Regions from separate parts of the Mus musculus genome. Here region 2 is linked to region 1. The links are chromatin loops, found by intact Hi-C in ENCODE. Cell type or tissue: gastrocnemius. All regions are shown on one strand.

Region 1 (8,000 bases):
GACGGATTGCAGGTTGATATTGGGAGTGGAAAGGGGTGAGAAATGGCTGCCTCACGTATACAGTTTCTGCTTGAGGTGATGAAAAGTGACAGAAATGGATGGGGGTGGGGGTGGGTGATATACAACCCCTGTGAGTGTAATTAACACTGCCAAACCATGTGCTAAAAATAGTCAAGACGGAGGGCTTTACATTATGGTGCAAGTTTGCTCCCTCTTGCCTCAGCCCCCACTCTCTGGGTTTTTAAGCTGCCTTTTCCTTAAGTTATTTTTCTTTTTTATGCCTATGAGTGTGTGTACATGTGTGTGTGCCGTGTACATGTGTGTGCCATGTGTGTACGTGTGTGTCACATGTGTGTACATGTGTGTGTGCCATGTACATGTGTGTGTGCCGTGTGTGTACATGTGTGTGTCACATGTGTGTACGTGTGTGTGCCGTGTACATGTGTGTGTGCCGTGTACATGTGTGTGTGCCGTGTGTGTACATGTGTGTGTCACATGTGTGTACATGTGTGTGTGCCGTGTGTGTGTGTGTGTGCCATGTGTGTGCCGTGTACATGTGAGTGCCCATGGCGGCCAATAGAGGCTGCTGGATTTCCTGAAGCTTCAGTTGTAAACCAGCTGACATGGGCATCCTCTGCAAGAGCAGCAAGTGCTCTTGACCACTGAGCCATCGTCCCAGGCCCAGTTTCTTAAGAAAACAATGGAGGCAAGTTGGGGTGAGGATGTGAGACTAGAATAACGCAGAGGCCAGAAGCCGGATGTCTTCCGATAGATAGAGGAGATAGGATAAATTCATTGAATCCTTGTTTTACAGCTGGATACGATGTAGGCTTACAGCCGGGCATGGTGGCGCACGCCTTTAATCCCAGCACTTGGGAGGCAGAGGCAGGTGGATTTCTGAGTTCGAGGCCAGCCTGGTCTACAAAGTGAGTTCCAGGACAGCCAGGGCTATACAAAGAAACCCTGTCTCGAAAAACCAAAAAATAAAAATAAAAAAAAATTTTTAAAAAGAGATGTAGGCTACAAGTGATGACCTAAAAGCTCAGGAGTGAAACAGCTTGTTCAAGGTTATACTGTTGGAAAAAAAAAAACAGGGCCTGGCCTCTGAGGTCACACTATCATAAGTGGAATCCATCTTCAAAGCTACCGTCACAGACCACTAACAGTAAGGAAGCAGGAAGATTAAAGGCTGCTGCAAGCCAGGTGGTGATGGGGCCTACCTTTAATCCCAGCACTCAGGAGGCAGAGACAGACAGATCTCTGTGAGCTCAAGGTTGGGGGGGTGGGGCCGCTGGAGAGATGGCTCAGTGGTTAAGAGCACTGACTGCTTTTCCCGAGGTCCTGAATTCAATTCCCAGCAAACACATGGTGACTCACAACCATCAATAATGGGAGCCAATGTCCTCTTCTGGTGTGTCTGAAGACAGCTACAGTGTGTACTCATACACATTAAAAAAAAAAATCTGGCTGCAGAGTTGGGGTATATCTCAGTGGTAGAGGGAGTACCCAGTATACTGGCTAAGCTTTCAGCAGCCAGGAGGGGAAGGAAAAGGGACCAGACCCAACTACATCTGAGTAATATAACCATCGCTATGTACAGTGCCTCAGTCAGAGAGCCCAGGACCAGAATCAGAGGGCGGAGGCCTCACACTCTCCTGCCCAACCTCACACACATTAGCTTCTCGGTGTCTGTTCGATGGGTAAAACAAAGGCAGAAAAGGTCTCTTCCTCAAGCCAAGCCAGCTTGCCCAGGACACCCATCTTGCTCACAAGCACAAAAGGGCAAATCCGTGCGACCCTCTTAGCAGGAACTGGGAGAACCATCCCAGGAGAAGTTCCAGACAGCTGCAAAAACAGTCGCCTGTCCCAAACCTTTCATCATCAGAAGCTCCCAGCTGGTGTCAAATGATCTGGCCCATGGGCTGGGGAGGCCAGGCAGCTGGCTGAGCAGGGTCACAAGTACGTGTCCCGGCAGGTGTACACCAACGGCCTGAGGAGGTAGGGACATGTCTGTCAGGTTACAACTCGGGAGGTTTTCGGTTGGATGATCAGATGGCTTCGAGGGCTGCTTCTGAGACAGGCTCCCACTATGTAACCCAGATTGGCCTTGAACCTAACATCTCCCCCACCTCAAGCCTCCAGAGTGCTGGGTTACAGTCATGCCACACACTATCTCCTTTCCTTCCCATGCTTGTTCTAAACTCAAGTCATAGTCATTATGGCTCGCCCTCCACGCTCCACGGGCTTTTGATAAAAGCAGAGTGTCCACTGTCACCGAGTTACACAGAACAGTTTCAATACTCTGAAAGTTCCTGTCAGTCCACCTTGTAACTGAACCTTTGGCTACTTTGTGGGTTCTTTTTTTCTTCCACCCTTCTCCACCCCCTAACACTAAATAGTAGAGAAAAAAGCATAGAGGGGAAAGGGGGCGATGTTATCATTAGACTACTTCCTGCTGATTAGGGGTGTCAAGTTCTTGGGGCATGTTTGATCTTCACCCACCATCAGAATATCTAATTTCTTCTTCTCATCTCAACAAACTGTGTAACAAACGACATCTAACCACCAGCTGTCCAAAACAACCCCTTCTATCTATCTATCCATCCATCCAAACATCACACACTCGCAGAAACTATCTGCAGCTGACAAAACCATGCCTCTGCTAGAGCACGAGGCAAATCAGAGTCAGCTGCTGTGGACAATCTGAAGCAGCCCCATATCCCACACCTGGGATTAAAATGCAGACACATTCTTACAATATTTCTGTGTCTTTAAAGAACAAAAAAATTTCACTATCTTCTGCCTTCTTCCTTCTCCCCTTTCTAGAGGAGCCTCATTTTTTCAGATACAAATATGAAATTAGAGGATTCCCTGGCTTGTCTAAGACTCAGGACACAAGAGGCAAAGCCTGTTCTACACAGCAAGTTTCAGGCCAGGCGGGGTTTCAGAATGAAACTCTCTCAAACAAGCAAATAAATAATGCTGTCTTATGAAGATGGCATGCCCGGTGCACCCATGAGTACACTGGTTACCTCACAACACCTGTACAAGGTCTAGCCAGCGTGGGTAGTGAACAGTGGGCAGAAGTAATTGGACTCAATGGGTTATAAAATTAAAAACAACAATAATAAAAAAAATTTTTTTAAGAGGGGCGCTCAGGTAAGCTTGAAACAAGGTCCCAAATCCTCTCTGTCCCCATCCCTCGTGTGTCTCACATGCTCAGCGCATGGCAGAACTCTCCCTTCTTAGCCCTTTGCCAGCATCGGCCAAACCCACACGCGCATGCGCACAGCTCACCATGAGGCTCCGCTGTACGTTCTCCAGCAATGTCTGAACCTCCTGTAGATACTTCCAGGACGGGTGGCCCTCGAGAAGTACATCCATCACAGACTCAGTGGCATTGAGACTCACCAAGACCCACAGGTACCGAAGCTCTCGCTCACTCACGTGAGCCTTCTGCTGCAGGGACAGGAGACATCAGTGACGCACAAGCGTAGGCCTCTGGGCACTGACCACTCCCCTACCCCCATGCATTTGCCACTGCCTGGGACCCATCACAGTCACCCACGGCTGCCAGCAGACAACCTTGGGCCTAGGTTAGTGGCAGGCTTTGCTTGAGTGGCTAGGGAAAGGCCAATGGGACAACCTGCCAAGACCCACAAGCTTCTAAGTGACTTGTGGCAGGCAGCGGCTCCCCACCCCGGGAAGGGTCCTCACCAGCCTTGTGATGTTGGCCACTCTGAGTACCCCCTCATAAGGCACAGCAATCCTGTAGTTGATGGGGAAGTAATGTTTCTGAAGAGGAACAAGAACAAACCATAAGCTATGAGGCAGAAACTGTTTAGACGGGACCCCCAAGAGAGGAACGCAGCCTAGCAGCGTTGACAACAGACAGGTCCTCTACTGAGAGGTCAGATCTGGACAACTGGGCTAAAAGACAGCTCTCTTTTCCCCTCGGACAAAGGAGGTGGGGGTGGGGGGTGTGAGATCAGATACACAAGTCCTGTAAGGGCTGAAGTTTCAGGCCCAGGGGAGGAACCCAGGATTTTCAGGAGACATGGTACTTTGGAAGTGAAAAATATGGTTCATCTGACACTTACAAAGGTAACCTTCGCACAGCCTGTGAACATACTACACATCAGTGAGTCTAGAATCTGACACCTTATTATTTATTGTTATTATTAATAGTGTGGACATGACTCTCAGCACTGATGTGGAGGTCAAAGATTAACTTTCAGGAGTTGGTTCTCTCCTTCCGCCTTGATGTGGGTTCTGGGAATTGGACTCAGGCCATCAGTCCTGGGTACCAGGTGTGCCTTTTACTCAGAGCCGTCCCACCAGCCCCATGGGGTTCGCTCTCAGTTAGTGGGTTGTATGGTATGAGTTACTTCTCAATGGAGATAGTCTCAGAGATAGTCCTATAGAGCTGGGCCTGTGCTTGCAACCCTAGCACGGGGAGGCAGACGCTCTCCAGGTTACCATGTACTGAAGCCGGTTCTTGTACTGCAGCTTGCCCCGAAGGTAGCCTGTAAGGTCACACTCCTTATCTTGGGTCAGAGTCCATATCTCCAAATTCTCGTTTCCCAAAGCCACGTCAAGTAGGATCCCAAGACCTGTGGGACACACCCAACAAGAGCGGATGAGCGCTGGGCACTGTGTCTGCGCACTACCTGGTGTGCGTAGCTGAATCAACCACCATCCATCATCAAGCCTGACAAGTACTGAGGGGAAAGGCAGGTGCATGCAGAGCCCTAAGGAGGACTTGTCACCTGGAGTAGCAAGTACACCCCCACACACACACCATGGTCAGAGTCCCCAGGGTATGGTCTCCCGTCTCCCCTAGCTCCTGATTTTGGGTAAGTACATCGTCCAGGTTCCAAGGCACCCCTCAGCCCTTTGTCTGGAGTGATGAGTTTTCAAAGCTCGATTTTTCTCCATTAGATGTAGCAACAGGTCTTACAAGCAAGCTTCTGCCAGTCTGATGGCTCTGGGATGCTAAACAGACCCCCTACACCAGCAGAACAGACAATAATGCGAAGTCTTTTGAAACAGTACCAGGAATTACCACTAGGTGTCACTGTGACCTCAAAAACAGCTCTTGGGAGCTGTCCCCTTGACTGGAAAAAAATATTTTGAGAATTTACAATAAATATGAATAGGGAGTGGATGAAAGAAACACAAAAGAGCAAGAGATACCCAAAGGACCAATCTGCAATTAGCTGCAGTCTGAAATCAGAGAAATGGATCTACATGCAAAGCCGACCAGGGACAAGGAAACGAAGAAGGTTTTTATGAGATAATTTCATTTTAATAATCCTGATGCTGCCAAAAGAATTCTCAGCCTGGAAATGCACTTGGCCCGCTTAATAATGAAATGGCTTTTAAACTCTAAAACCTTCGACCCACTAAACTCATAAACTAGAAAGAAAACAGGAAACGTTTATTGACAACGACTTAAGCAGCATCATAGGTCCTTTGTTAAGATAAATTTATCAATGGGGGGGGGAACCACACGTGGTGATGTACGTTACGGGGGGAATGTTTAAGATATGTTCAACGGCCTTCCTAAGGAAGCCTGAGCCAGCGATATCAGCAGCTTAAAGGATGACTTCAAGTTTATTAATTAACCTCCCGTGCTTTGAAAAAAAGAGATGCAAATAACCGAACCAGATATCCGTGGGAGATTACCACTCCCGACCCTATATGCTAGGACATAAGGATGTTGCCCTGGCTGACCTGGTACTGACCTGGAACTGTCTATGTAGACTAGACTAGCTGGGACTCAGCCTTTTCTTCCTGGGTGCTGGGATTAAAAGTTCGAGCCACGCCTAGTTTAATATCTATTGTTGTTGTTGTTGTCAGAAACAATAATTAAACTTTGCCTTTTCTTTTTTTCTTTTTTCCTTTTTCCTTTTGAGCAAGACAGCCAGGCTGGCTGACATTACCTCCCTCATCAGTTACAAGCAGACATCACTAACTGGATCTCTCTCCTCTCACTTCCCGACACCTTGAAGATTTGGGGGCTTTGTATCTCCACTGTCTGGGGGCCATGCTCCCTCTTAGCTTCCGTTCCCCGTCTCCAGGATCGCCCTGCTCGTTCCCACGTGCTGGACCAAGTCCTAGGAGCGCTCTCTGTTTCCCCTGATACTTGGATCTACTCAGAATCTGAACTCCACACAAACCACAGTTACTGCCCTCTTCAACTGTAGAACTCTTGACAACCACTTTCTTGCAAGGATCACCTAACACAGCACTGGGCTGAAGGAACAAATAAACACAACCAGTATTAGGCCTACAAGATGGCTCAGTGGGTAAAGGGGCTTGCTACCAAGCCTGATGACCTGAGTTCAATCCCCAGGAACCACATGGGAGAAGGAGCGAACTAACTCCTGCAAGCTGCCCTCTGACCTCCATGCAGGTGCTGTGACACACACACACACCCTCCCGAACAAAATAAAATGTAAAGTAAATTTAAATAAATAAATAATCACAGTGCTGGGCCCATTAACATAGGCTTGCTTTTGGTCCCTGCCTTGCCTTGCAAATCCACACCTAGCCCACCCACTCCTGGAACCGTCTGAGACTTCGGCTCCAACCCTGGACGTCCCCACCAGCACTGCTTGCCTGGGTCACTCATCACCTAGCCAGGTCATAGCATCTTGGGAACATGGAGAACTTAAGCTGTAACTACAGCATGCCCTCAGGGACAGAGCCTTACACCTGAAGGGAGAGGTGGTTTCTGGGAATGGAAATGCAAGCAAGCAAGCACGCACCTGAATCCCCTAGGGAGTTGGCTAAGGTACAGGTGGACCAACTCCACCCCACATTTCTGATCCGACAGGTGGAGAAGGCACCTCTGCATTGCACTCCTGGTTGAAAGTGACAGCCACTGAGAACCCTGGACCCAAGTGACACTTGCAGACTGATAATCATAATGGCTACCTCTGGTCCACAGGGATTGTACATACAACAACAACAACAACAACAACAACAACAACAACAAGGCCTTTATCTTTCGGGGTGGGGTGTTCTATCCTATCCATAATGAGTCTTCTTCCCTATCAGCAGCCAATCAATCACTATAGCCTGTCAATCCATCAAGTCCCACCCCATGGACCATGTTGGCTTTACCCAATGTGTCCTTAAGATAGGAGTCAGGTCTATCCTAGCTGGGGTTTTTTTGTTTTTTTTTTTTTGTTTTGTTTTGTTTTTTGGTTTTTGTGTTTTTATTTTATTTTTGTTTTTGTTTTGTCTCGTTGACACCAGCTAGAGCTATCCAGGAAGGGAAGCATATGTTGAGAAAAATGCCCCCATCAGATTGCCTGTGGGCAACTCTGTAGCATTTTCTTGGTTAATGATTGGCGTGGGTGGGCTCAGCCAGCAGGGAGAAGGGCCACGCCTAGATGATGGTTCTGACTGCTAGAAGAAAGCATCCAGCCATAGAAAGCAAGTCAGTGAGCGGCTTCTCTCTGTGGTCTCTATTTCAACCCCCACCCCTCACCCCCACCTCCCCACCTCCCCACCCCGGCTTCCCTCCAGGGTGAGCTACAACTGTAAGCCGAAATAAACCCCTCCTCACCATGTCGATTTGGAGCCTGCTCTTTTATCACAGCAATAGAAGGCAAACTGGGACAGGGTCTTAGAATTACCAGAGCACCTGAGCCCAGCATGGCCGGCATGCAGCCCGTCCCTGAAAGCCTGTCCGCAGGTGACCTGCCTCCCCCGGATGAAACACACTTTGCAGCCAGGCTGCCATTTCCAATTGCAAGTGTTGTTTTCCTGCCTCTTCGACCAGGAGAAACTGGGGACCAGGCAGGGACAGTGTAGCTGTCACCCACAACGCTTTGCACCCCAGAAGCCACACAGCCAGTGTCCCACTGACCTGGTCAGGTTTTCCTGTCTCCTCCCCGCCAGAGACAAGAACCAAGATCTGGAAGCTCAAGGTGAGGTATAAGGCTTCCCCTGGCCCAGACACTGGTCGGGGGGAGAGGGGAACATGT
Region 2 (8,000 bases), 340 kb after region 1:
TAGCAGCCTTATTTATAATAGCCAGAAGCTGGAAATAACTCAGATGTCCCTCAACAGAGGAATGGATACAGAAAATGTGGTACATTTACACAATGGAGTACTACTCAGCTATTAAAAAAAGAATGAATTTATGAAATTCCTAGGTAAATGGATGGACCCGGAGGGCATCATCCTGAGTGAGGTAACCCAGTCACAAAAGAACTCACATGATATGTACTCACTGATAAGTGGATATTAGCCCAGAAACTTAGAATACCCAAGATACAAGTTGCAAAACACATGAAACTCAAGAAGAATGAAGACCAAATTGTGGTCACTTTGCCCCTTCTTAGAATTGGGAACAAAACACCCATGGAAGGAGTTACAGAGACAAAGTTTGGAGCTGAGACGAAAGGATGGACCATTTAGAGACTGCTGCACCCGGGGGTCCATCCCATAATCAGCCTCCAAACGCAGACAGTATTGCATACGCCAGCAAGACTTTGCTGAAAGGACCCTGATATAGCTGTCTCTTGTGAGGCTATGCCAGTGCCTGGCAAACACAGAAGTGAATGCTCACAGTCACTTGGATGGAACACAGGGCCCCCAATGGAGGAGCTAGAGAAAGTACCCAAGGAGCTAAAGGTGACTGCAACCCTATAGGTGGAACAACAATATGAACTCAGTACCCCCAGAGATCATGACTCTAGCTGCATATGTAGCAGAAGATGGCCTAGTTGGCCATCATTGGGAAGAGAGGCCCCTTGGTCTTGCAAACTTTATATGCCTCAGTACAGGAGAATACCAAGGCCAAGAAGTGGGAATGGATGGGTAGGGGAGTTGGGGGGGAGGGTATGGGGGGCTTTTGGGATAGCATTTGAAATGTAAATGAAGAAAATACCTAATTAAATATGTAAAATAAATTAATTAAATAAATAAATAAATAAATAAATAAAATTTAAAACAAAACAAAACAAACAAAACACAGAGCGGGGAGGCAACACCTGTGCTCAGCTCCAGGTCACATCACACCCAAAGTTAGGTTCATCCCAGATCTGGCTAGAGTAGGAGACACAACAGAAATCATGTACTGGGGGAAATGGCATATCATTCTTCCTATTTTTAATTTCTTTTGGGACAGGGTCTTACTATATAGTCCTAGCTAGCCTGGAGCTTACTATGTAGACCAGGCTGGACTTGAACTTACAGAGATCTGCCTGGATCTGCATCCCTAGTGCTGGGATAAAAGGCATGAGACACACTCCTGACCTATTTTTATTTTTATTCTACTTTTATCTTTTTCTTTTCTTTTTTTTTTTTTGATTTTTTTTTTTTTTTCGAGACAGGGTTTCTCTGTGTAGCCCTGGCTGTCCTGGAACTCAGGCTGTAGACCAGGCTGGCCTTGAACTCAGAAATCCACCTGCCTCTGCCTCCTGAGTGCTAGGATTAAAGGCGTGTGCCACCACCGCCCCGGCATATTTTTTGATTTTTTGAGACAGGGTTTCTCTGTGTAGCCTTGGCTGTCCTGGAACTCTGTAGACCAGGCTGGCCTCGAACTCAGAAATTTGCCTGCCTCTGCCTCTCAAGTGCTGAGATTAAAGGCGTTTTGTTTGTTTGTTTGTTTGTTTTTTCTATTTTAATTTTTATTAGTTTAATTTTTTTCAAATTTGTTTTATGTGTACAGATGTTCATCTACATGTATGTCTGTGCAGCACACGTGTGCCTAATGTCTCTAGAGGCTAGAAGTGGGCATCAGAGACCCTAGAGCTAGAGTTACAGATGGTTGTGAGTCACCACATGAGCGCTAGAAATAGAACCCAGGTCCTCTGGAGGGCAGCCAGTGCTCTTAATCACCCAGCCATCTCTCCAGCTTTTGTTGTTGGTTTTGTTTTTTTGAGACAGAGTTTCTGTGTAGCACTTTGGTCTTGGAACTCCCTGTGTAGACCAGGTTGGCCTGGAATTCAGAGATCCACCTGCCTCTGCCTCCTGAGTGCTGAGATTAAAGGTGAATGTTACCATCCCCACCCCCAACTCCATCCTTTATTTTATTTTTGTATGAAGTCCTATGTGTGAATGTGGGCATTTGAATACTATGGCGTGTGCATGCATAGAGATCAGAAAACAACCTCCCGTGCCAATCTTTGTTTTCCAGCTTGTCGAAACAGGTTTTTTTTGTTTTTTTTTTTTTTTTTTTTTTTTTGGTTTTTTGAGACAGGGTTTCTCTGTGTAGCCCTGGCTGTCCTGGAACTCATTCTGTAGACCAGGCTGGCCTCGATCTCAGAAATCCGCCTGTCTCTGCCTCCCAAGTGCTGGGATTAAAGGCATGTGCCACCACGTCCGGCAGGTTCTTTTATTTTAATGCTGTGTATGCCAGGCTAGCTGGCCCATGAGTTTCTGAGGACTCTCCAGTCGCTGCTTCCCAGCTGTCTGCACTGGCACTGAGGTTACAGAGACATGCTTCCATGTCTAACTTTATGTAGGGTCTGAGAATTTGAACTTGGGTTCTCATGTTTGCACAACTGCCCTCCTTCTTTGTGTGTGTGTGCATGCACACCAGGGTCTCACTATTTAGTCATGGCTGGCTTTGTATTTAATATATAGTGCAAGGTCACCTCAAACTTACTGCAATCCCCTTGTCTCGACCTCGAAAGTCCTTAGCTTAGAGGTGTACTTAACCACACAGAGCTTGTCGTTGTTTTGTTTTTTAACTATGAATTGAAACTAAGGCTTCATGTTGGCTAGGGAAACCCCACCACTGAGCTATACCCCCAGTCTTCCCACCCACATTTTGTGTTGTGTTGTTTTATATTTGGTTGTTAGGTTTTTGCTGCTGCTGCTGTTTCTCACCCTCTAGAGATGATCTCAGTGAATTTCCCAGGCTGGCCTTGCTATCCATGAATGTAGCTCATTTGTTAGAGTTTGTCAAGCATGCATGAATCCCTAGGTTCAATCCCCAATACCACATAAAGGTGACATGGTGGCACATACCTGTAATCTCAGTACTCCGGAGGTGGATGAAGAATTCCAGATCACCCTCCACCATAAGGCAAATTAGAAGCCAGCTTGGGCTACAAGAGACCTTGTCTTTATGGCCCCCTTAAGAACAACAAGAACAAAGAAAAACGCAAGACAATAACAACCAAGCAAATTTTAGTCCTGCAGCAGCCTACTGAGTTGTTGGGATTACAGTTCCTTCATCTCTGTTCCTTCTTTACCATAGCAGTCACTCTGAGTTATCAGTCTTAGAGGGGATTTTCTTAGTCTGATTTGAGTTTCTTTTTTTTTTTTTATATATTCAAGTATAATTTTTATTTTTATTTATTTTTATTTTTTTATTCCCGTATTTTCCTCAGTTTACATTTTCAAATGTTATCCCAAAAAGTTCCCCCCATTTCCCTTCCCGCCCCAAATTCCCCCTTACCCACTCATTCCCACTTTTTGGCCCTGGCGTTCCCCTGTACTGGGGCATATAAAGTTTGCATGACCAATGGGCCTCTTTTTCCAGTGATGGCCGACTAGGCCATCTTTTGATACATATGCAGCTAGAGTCAAGAGCTCCGGGGTACTGGTTAGTTCATAATGTTGTTGCACCTACAGGGTTGCAGATCTCTTTAGCTCCTTGGATACTTTCTCTAGCTCCTCCATTGGGGCCCTGTGATCCATCCAATAGCTGACTGTGAGCATCCACTTCTGTGTTTGCTAGGCCCGGGCCTAGTCTCACAAGAGACAGCTATATCACGGTCCTTTCAGCAAACACTTGCTACTGTATGCAATGGTGTCATCATTTGGAGGCTAATTATGGGATGGATCCCTGGATATGGCAGTCTCTAGACGGTCCATCTTTTTGTCTCAGCTCCAAACTTTGTCTCTGTAACTCCTTCCATGGATGATTGTTTCCAATTCTAAGAAGGGGCAAAGTGTCCATACTTTGGTCTTCGTTCTTCTTGAGTTTCATGTGTTTTACAAATTGTCTCTTATATCTCGGGTATACTAAGTTTCTGGGCTAATATCCACTTATCAGTGAGTACATATCATTTGAGTTCTTTTTTTTTTTTTTATTAGGTATTTTCCTCGTTTACATTTTCAATTCCTTCCCAAAGGTCCCCCATACCCACCCCCCCCAATCCCCTACCCACCCACTGCCCCTTTTTGGCCCTGGTGTTCCCCTGTACTGGGGCATATAAAGTTTGCAAGTCCAATGGGCCTCTTTGCAGTGATGACCGACTAGGCCATCTTTTGATACATATGCAGCTAAAGACAAGAGCTCCCGGGTACTGGTTAGTTCATATTGTTGTTCCACCTATAGGGTTGCAGTTCCCTTTAGCTCCTTGGGTAATTTCTCTAGCTCCTCCATAAGGGGCCGTGTGACACATCCAATAGCTGACTGTGATCATCCACTTCTGTGTTTGCTAGGCCCCGGCATAGTCTCACAAGAGAGAGCTATATCTGGGTCCTTTCAGCAAAATCTTGCTAGTGTATGCAATGGTGTCAGCATTTGGAAGCTGATTATGGGATGGATCCCTGCATATGGCAATCACTAGATGGTCAGTTTCTAATTAACCCTAACAGTTCACTCAACGAAGTATAAGGGATACAGGCAGCCAGGTCACTTCAATACACAGGTTCCAGCGCCACCTAGTGGTCAGCCTGAGGACATAAGCAGAACCAAGTCCCATCTGGTCTGTGGGGCAATTACAGTTAAATCAGTTAAGATTGGGGGAAAAAAAGATCTTTTAATAAACTTTAAAACACACTCACCTGAGTGGAGGTATCAGAGCCCCTGGATCTGGAATTACAGATAGTGGTGAGCTGCCATGTGTGGTTGCTGGGATCCAAATCCAGGTCCTCTGGGAGAGTAGTCAGTGCTCTTAACCACAGAACCATCTCTCCAGACCCCTAAAAAGCTTTTTTAAAAGAAAGGAAAGAAGACTGTGGAAACACCAAGGGACCCCAGTTTCTTGGAAAGGCAATGTTCCACCAAGGAGATGGAACTTTCATCAGCTGAATATTGAGTATTTAAGAGACGAAAGGGCCTTTCCAGAAAAGTTGGGAGAGGCATCTGGGGTCGTGAGATTTTGAATTCAGCCGGGCATAGTGGTGCACACCTCTAGCCCAGCACTCAGGAGGCAGAGGCAGGTGGAGCTCTGTGAATTTGAGGGTAGCCTGGTCTACACAGTGAGTTCCAGGAGAGCCAGAGCTACACAGAGAAACCTTGTCTAGAAAACCAAGTGGAAAAAAAAGATTCTAAGTTCAGAACTTTCCACAGCACAGAAGGAAAGGTGTCAAGAGGACGTTTCTCCAGGCAGCTCCAAGACAGAGGGCTGGGGCTGGTGAGATGGCTCAGTGGGTAAGAGCACCCGACTGCTCTTCCTGAGGTCCGGAGTTCAAATCCCAGCAACCACATGGTGGCTCACAACCATCCCTAACAAGGTCTGACTCTCTCTTCTGGTGTCTGAGGACAGCTACAGTGTACTTACATTAAAAAAAAAAAAAGACAGAGGACTGGATTAGATACAATCTCAGACCCTAGTATCACACCTGGCATGGTCCTAGATTGTCTTGAGTGCCAGTATTTGGAGAAGTGCTTGTTTTGTTTTATTTGTGTTTAGCTCTGGTTGTCCTAGAAGTTGCTGTGTAGACCAGGCTGGCCTCTGCTTCCGTGTGCACAATCAACTATCCTCTATTTCATTGTTTTCAAGAGAGGATCTCTCTATAGCTCTGGTTATCCTGGAACTTACTATGTAGATCAGGCTGGCCTTGAACTCAAGGAGGTCTGCTTGCCTCTGTGTCTTGAATGCTGGGATCAAAGGCATGAGCCACGACATCCAGCTTAGTAAACTAGCTTAATTCCCTCTACTCAAGGATCTGGAATGTTCTCAATACCACATGCTAACTCTACCCAGGAACATTAGTGGGCTGAGGGCAAACAACACTCAGAAGTACAAAATTACAGTGGTGTCTGATACATACCAAGATTTGACTGGAGAGTTAAGTGTGAACTAGAAAACCCTTTCATGAAATAAGTTGTATAGGTTTCTATTTCATCTGTTCTGAGGAAGGAAGGAAGGACTGTATATAGGGCTGATGGGAGCCTACAGTTCAAAATAAACTTTCCTTCTTTTTTCGTTTTACTACTTACCTGACATTCCCGAAAGCTAAGGCACCAGAACCAAGCTGTGGAGAGGAGCTCCGATTCCAGTCCTTGCTACTCAGAGAACGTCCTGGCCTGGATCCTTAGAAACAAGGGCTAAAAATATCTTCCCACTCTCACTCTCTCTGTAGTCAACATACACACAAGGATGCCAAGTGTTTTCAAAGGACAAAACGTTAGCTGCGTTCAGATCTTCCAAGGTACATTTTTCATCGCCAAAGGATGATGATTCTCCAAGGGATTTTCAGCATAGAGAAGTCAGGAGCCAATCATGGAACACCTCTGATGATTTATGGGAAAAAAGGAGAGAGAAGGCAAAACTATAAAAAACAGGTCTGGGGCTGTCACTCAGGGAGAGTGGGGTTTATTTATGTGTAGGACCTAGGATTGACCCCAACAGAGTATCAGCAAAAATCATAAAAAAACCAATCACAAAAGCAAAAATATTTCACTGGTCTTGAATGCATTCAAAACTGTGCTGGTGGCTGTAAGAGATTACAAAAACCAAATCTTATCACTGACAACACAAAGAGCTTGTGGGAAGCCACATGTGCCATTGCAGAGTGGCACTGACTACTGCTGGCCACCACACATAAGTTTGGACAAACAACCAATGTGTACATATGCAGTAAAGTTTTTTGCAAAGACACTGCCTGGCCCGGGCATGATAATGAGGCTTTGAGAGTATAACCAATCAGATGTGAGACATGCAAATGAGGTATGATAATGAGGCTCTGTGAGGTACAGAGAGAGAAAGAGAGTAGCCAATCAGATGAGGAACATGCAAATGAGGCGTAGTGCATAACCAATCCGGGTGTGAGACACGCCTCTCCTAGGCCTATATAAGCAGCACCAGTTCTGGGCTTGGGGTCTCTTCGCCTCTACAATCAAGCTCTCCCAATAAACGTGTGCAGAAGGATCCTGTTGCAGCATCTAGTCTGGCGCGCGCAAGAAGAGCTTTCAGACTTAACACTTATTTTATCTTTTATTTTCGAGACAGTGTTCCTGTATGTACCTCCGGCTGTCCTGGAACTCCCTCTGTAGACCAGGCTGGCCGCAGACTCACAGGGACTCACCTCCTTCTGCTTCCCAAGTGCTGGGATTGAAGGTGTGTGCCATCACTGCTCGGATAGACTTAGCAATTTCTAGTAGAGTCAGTAACAGTTGTGGGTGAGAGAAACATTCCCTACGTGTGACACATAGATAACACACCACCTCATTTCATTCACCCTGTCCTGTAGATAACTAGGTTGCTACAAAGTTTGTATGTCTGGAAATTGTAAGTAGGCAGATGGCTCAGGAAAAACAACAAACAAACAACAAAAAACAAACCCAAAAACCTTTGGTTCCCTGACAAATTAAAAAAACCTATCCCCAAATATTTTTGATTGGTCAGTGTCTTTTCATTTTCATTTTTTGGGGATAGGTATCATTAAAAACTTAACCAAAAATGTGAAAGGATTCATCTACTAGGGGCTTCCAAATGTCTTGAGCTTAATGTTTCAGGAGAACAAGGGCAACTGAATGTGTGGTGAAGCAAGCCACTTGGGAGGTGGAGGCAGGAGGACCAGGAGCTAAGTCATCCTCTGTACCTATTTGAATCCAGCCTAGACTGAGACTTTGCCTATAAAAACATACACATAAATAAATAAATAAATAAATAAAACAAATAGACTTTTTTTTGGTTGTTTTTGTTTTGTTTTTTTGAGACAGGGTTTCTCTGTGTGGCCCTGGCTGTCCTGGAACTCACTCTGTAGAATAGGCTGGCCTCGAACTCAGAAATCCATCTTCCTTTGCCTTTCAAGTGCTGGGTTTAATGGCGTGTGCCACCACTGCCCAGCTACAAATAAACTTAAATAAAACAAATAAA

Evidence for each region. Peaks named below come from ENCODE experiments on the same cell type or tissue, not always from the same donor. Only the 100,000 strongest peaks of a DNase experiment are listed, where the experiment ranks them.
Region 2: it touches region 1 in a loop (3-fold over the local background); 15 of 42 quality-filtered maps call a loop at or near these places.

What each region holds. Positions count from the first base shown.
Region 1 is chr8:110,744,946-110,752,945 of GRCm38, forward strand. It overlaps Il34 (interleukin 34), which reads right to left. Exons shown (of 7, transcript NM_001135100.2): 3 at 4,480-4,613; 4 at 3,718-3,795; 5 at 3,298-3,459. Among named protein-coding and RNA genes, the nearest start is that of Gm15894, 6.7 kb to the right of the region's middle. In gastrocnemius, no CTCF peak of the experiment used is centred here; DNase peaks (open chromatin) are centred at 4,811 and 5,054; H3K4me3 peaks cover 540 bases; H3K27ac peaks cover 2,261 bases.
Region 2 is chr8:111,085,678-111,093,677 of GRCm38, forward strand. It overlaps a transcript of Clec18a not described here. Among named protein-coding and RNA genes, the nearest start is that of Pdpr, 5.1 kb to the right of the region's middle. In gastrocnemius, a CTCF peak has its summit at 4,627 (motif pointing left); a DNase peak (open chromatin) is centred at 4,607; H3K4me3 peaks cover 382 bases; H3K27ac peaks cover 3,352 bases.